Regions from separate parts of the Mus musculus genome. Here region 1 is linked to region 2. A link is a loop called in an ENCODE intact Hi-C map of the cell type or tissue named here. Cell type or tissue: left cerebral cortex. All regions are shown on one strand.

Region 1 (2,500 bases), 480 kb before region 2:
CACCATGTCAGCCTGCAAGCTGCCATGCTTCCCGCCGTAACAATAATGAAACAAGTCTCAGGATCTGTAAGCCAGCCCCAAGTAAATGTTCTCACTCATAAGAGTTGCTGTGGTCATGGTGTCTCTCCACAGCAGTGAAACCCTAACTAAGACTGTGGTCTTTTATCATGAGACACCGAGAGTTTCTATTGCTGTTAGCAAACAGTACAGACTTTATCCGTTCTGAAGAAGAGCTGGAGGCTCTTCAGTTGCCATTAGATTACTGCTGTCTGAAAAAAAATCAGTGTAAATTATCTATGCACTTAAACATGTTTCTAAGAGAAAAGAAACAGTTTACTTTACCTTTAACCAGTATATCAAAATATTTTGCTTCAAAATATAATCGGTGTAAAGATCACTAGTGAGGTATTCTACACTCTGTGTTATGTCTCTTTGAAACCCAACCTGTATTTCACACCTAACAGCACGTGTCTTCTAACTAAGCATGTGTCAGGGAGTCCGTGGTTACAAGTGGATTATCCCAGGCTCACTCTCAGACTAACAAGTCCTAAAGGCAGGTCTCCCTGTCCCCACTCCTTCCTTCAAGACACTTTCCTCCATCCTCACAGAGGACATAGAGGCCCTTGATTTACTCTCTCTACCACAGACCATAATGGCTCTGTATAGTATACAGAAGATGCCAGAGCTGTGCTACAAGCTAATAACTAGTCATTTTCTGAAAACATTTGGTCAGTGATGGTGGTCCCATTACAGAGCTGAGAAGTTCCTGTTGCCTGGTGACATTATAGCCGGCATAAGGCAGAAGTACAGCACATTTCTTATGACGATGCTGGTGTGAATAAACCTCTTGTGCTGTAAATTAATCCCATATTCATTAGTCTGATCATTTGAAGCAATTAATATTTTTAAATACAAAAAACTTTCCTCATTGATGGATTTGTATTGCCCTTCCATGTATGTTTGTATATGCCCTTCAGCGTATGCAATTATAGACAGTAAATACTTGATGATAACGAACAGCTATAGCCCTGGTCTGTATGTTTCCTTTTATCATTAGAATGAGCCCCCTGCATCTCTCAGATTTACCACATCTTGGAGGGTGGGGTGTGGGGTGGGGAGGGTACATCAGGAAATCTCACAGAGTGGCAGGGTATGTGACTTGCACTATCTAGGTTTGTGTTAACACACGGTGTGAGACACAGGTACATTTCATGGAAAACGTTCCCTCTGGGAATGTAAATGACCTCAGATAATGGCAGTAGAGCCTCATTTTCTGAAGTATGTCCTGCTGAGATAGATGTCCCTTCAAGAATTTGACACTCAAACATGAGTCTTTATATTTTAATTGTTATCTCTACTGTATAGATATAGACTTAAGTTTTCTTAATGCATATCATGTCATATATTTTTACATACCAAACTTCTAGAATGGTGCCCTATGCATCTTCTCTGAGCTTTCCCTTCGAGCTAATAATGCTAGTTAGCAAATTGTCTTTAGCCATAGGCACTTCAGCCTTTTAGCCACTTGGGGGAGACATACATGGTCTAAGCCCATCTCCTGAATTAATTCTACCTAAGACTCATTTAATTTCAGCTGTGATTCCAGAGAACAGACTTGGTGGCCCATTAATTTAATACCAGCATTTGGAGGCAAATTTATGAGACTCTGATGCCAGTCTGGTCTATATAGCAAGTTCTGAGAGTGTCAGAGTTATACAGAGAGACTCTGTCTTAACAAAACAAAAACAAGGATTCCAGAAATATAGTTGATGAGCTATTTAATTTGAACAAAATGTGACAATGTCGTGTGTGTGTGTGTGTGTGTGTGTGTGTGTGTGTGTGTGTAAGAGAGAGAGAGAGGTGGGCATGTGCATAGGTCAGAGTACAATTTTCTGGTCGTTTCTCTGCTTTATTGTGGAACCCAAGGATAGAACTCATGTCATCTACTTTGTGCTGCAAGCTCTTTTATCCGCAGAACTGTCTGGACAGCTCTAGAGTAAAACTCTCTGAGACTTGTCCATACTTCCTGGGTATGAAGAAGACATTAAAAAATCCTAATGTTTAATTATTCCTGTAAATATAGCTGCCTTTTCATGTTCCAAATACCCTTCAATCGATTTCTGTAGTAATAAAAGATAATTAGCTGAGAGAGACCCTGTAGGTGGCCAGGCCAGGAAGTGATCCATGAAGGGGAGAGAATGAAACCTCTGTCCAGGCTGACTTCACCAACCTAGATCAGACTGGTGACACCCCCATTAAGGATAGGCTATTAACTGAGAGCTCAAGATAACGATCTAGGGAGGGGAGAGTCTGCAATAATCTTTTGGGAGGAACTTGAGTGAGGTCTGCCTCTATAGAAAAGGTGGGTGAGTTTGCCCCCACAGGTAGCAAAAAGGTCACCAGGTTGTTAACAGCATCCACTCGGAGCCCTCTGGGGCAGAAAACAGGTAACCCCTACTTTGAGGAGAGACCCCTGAGTGTTTAACATTCTCAGTTCTCT
Region 2 (2,500 bases):
CTGAAAGGCCTTGATTTTATGAGGTGAAAAGTTGTCCTGCTCATGGGACTTGATTTTTTAAATGCTTCTTTTTTATGGTTAAGATGGTTGCTTATTACTTGTCTTTCTTCTTGCATGACTTATAATAAATACATTAGAATTCCGAATGCTCAGAATCTTTTAGAGCACTGGTCCTCAACCTTCCTAACAATGTGGCCTTTAATACAGCTTCTCGTGTGGTGATTTTAAAGGGCTCTCGTCACTGGGTCTCAATTCTTTTATAGTCTTGGGTTTACTTGGGCAACAAATGGAGACCCTCTCTTGAAAACTATATAGTGTTGCCTGTAATGGCAGGGAACTGGGGGATTCTTGGGAGCTCAGCCAGGCACTTCCTATCATTAGATACAGACTTTTATACTTGATTTCTTAAATAGAGAGAAGTCAGTATATTTTGTCACTGCTGTTATTGCAGCACTTGGGAGGCAGAGGCAGGGGGATGTGTTTGAGGGCATCCTGGGCTACATAACTAGACCATGTACCCAGCAAACAACTGAAAACAATTGTCAGGACTTAAAATAGAGTATGAACTAGAGTGTGTGTGTGTGTGTGTGTGTGTGTGTGTGTGTGTGTGTGTGAGTGTGTGTGTGAGTGTGTGTGTGTGTGTGTGTGTGTGTGTGTGTGTGTGTGTGTTTCTGTAAATGTACAACCTTTCTTTCGTATCACACAGGGGACCCTGGCTCTGAGGATATGTTGCCCAGATCCACTTCCTCCATACATACATTTATACATGCTTCCTACCAAGAAATATATTCTGATCCTTGCATGTCCCCCAGACCCACGAATTTCTAAAGAAATATTCTTTCCTATAAGTCTCAGGGGCTGATTTTGACTCAAGACCTATTTTTCTCAGCATCTTTGCTATAGATGATACTTAATATTTTCTCCCAGCTGGGAGAAAAAAAACTGAGAGGACAATTGCAGATTTAAAAGACACAAAATTATTGTTCTCTAATCTGTCTGCACACTTATTTTCTTCCTGTTTAGATCATAAATTCTGAGTTTCATAATTCATTCAGTTTCATAATTTATTTGTAGTGCCTGGCAGGGTCCTTTGCACAAAGGGAAGTCTGTGGAATAAGTCTGAGGTGGAGGGATGAGGAAAAGAAAGATGGTAGACAGAAAACATTGAGGTAAGGGACTTGGGGTAGTTCTCCTGAGAAAGAATTGCTTTGTTTCTATGAACCATGTTTATAGTAAAGACTAAAGACAGTACCTTTAATCAATAGGTGAAGCTGATAGCTAAGAATCACTACTAAACTAGACATGGTGGTATGTGCCTTTAATCCCAGAATTCAGGAGACCCAGCAAGAGGATTTCTGTGAAACTGAAGCCAGCCTGATCCAGAGTGTGGCTCCCAAGAACCCACATGGGAATCAGACAGCTAGCTGGGTGGATTTGCCAGCTGCCTGTAATTCTATGCCCCTCCCCCATGCATAGATGGAGCCTCCCTTGGGCAACACTGCCCGCTAGCCCAGCCTGACCTGGTGATCACCGGGTTCTTTGGGCCTCCATGTGCATGCAAGTACACACACACACACACACACACACACAACTGTACCCACACAACTCAACATGCATGCATAGCACACACACTAATCACTACTAGAGTGGGAAGGTCTGTTTGTCAAACTGCCTTCATATTGTGACTCTGTTGTGAGAATTAAGTGAAATAATACCTGTGAGGGTTTTATTGAGCAGCCAGTAACACTTATAACAACCGTCACCACTGCGCTCTGATATGCAGTAGTATGCTCAGTACCGAGATGCAACTGGGAGGAGGGACAAAGGTCATGAATTTGAAACAGCAGCTGTGGAGGGTGTTTCCTTAACTCTCACCAAACTCTGTGTCTCCAGTCTCCTCACTCATTGCTCTTTACTGCTTGCAGCTATCCACAGACAAATGAACAACAAAGCAGCTGGCCCAACTAAGCACATTCCATCTATTAGCCCCAACTGGATCCCATTGTGGTGGAGCACCGTTAATCCACAGGGAAAACAACCCATGCACTGCTGTGTTCTCGATCCCCAGCACCTCCTGGTGCATAGGCTCCCTGTTAAATGACTGGAGTGACGGGTTAGAGCATGAAGGGCCAGTTGTCCCCAGAAGAGAGAGTCTTATGGCCATTCTCTCCTAAACCCCACAGCTCCAAGGCCATCCCTAGGCACAGTCTCTGAATATGATGACTTATCATCTGTGGTCCCAGAAAACACCTTCATGTTGGTGCCACTCAGGGGCCTTCTGTCCTTAAAAGTTATGACTGACACTGCCAACAGTTCCAGATCAACTCAGATTGTGACAATCTCACCCTTTCAAGAAGTGGACTTCCGCTGTTGATTTGTTCATTCTGTGGCCTTTTGTCACGCCAGTCACAAGCAGCGTTCCCTGTTATGTCCTGGTATTGCCACCTTGGTGACCCTCCAACCTTCATGTCACTGGGAGTCAAATCTTGGTGATTGTGAC

The links. Hi-C counts contacts between places; a loop is a spot of excess contacts. Peaks named below come from ENCODE experiments on the same cell type or tissue, not always from the same donor. Only the 100,000 strongest peaks of a DNase experiment are listed, where the experiment ranks them.
Region 1: a loop joins it to region 2, with 4 times the contacts of the local background. A loop is called at or near these places in 3 of 42 quality-filtered maps.

The regions. Positions count from the first base shown.
Region 1 is chr2:76,617,311-76,619,810 of GRCm38, reverse strand. It overlaps a transcript of Prkra not described here. Among named protein-coding and RNA genes, the nearest start is that of Prkra, 29 kb to the left of the region's middle. In left cerebral cortex, a CTCF peak has its summit at 1,510 (motif pointing right); a DNase peak (open chromatin) is centred at 1,528.
Region 2 is chr2:76,133,837-76,136,336 of GRCm38, reverse strand. All of the region lies in intron 9 of Pde11a (phosphodiesterase 11A), which reads left to right. Among named protein-coding and RNA genes, the nearest start is that of Gm52518, 99 kb to the right of the region's middle. In left cerebral cortex, no CTCF peak of the experiment used is centred here; no DNase peak of the experiment used is centred here.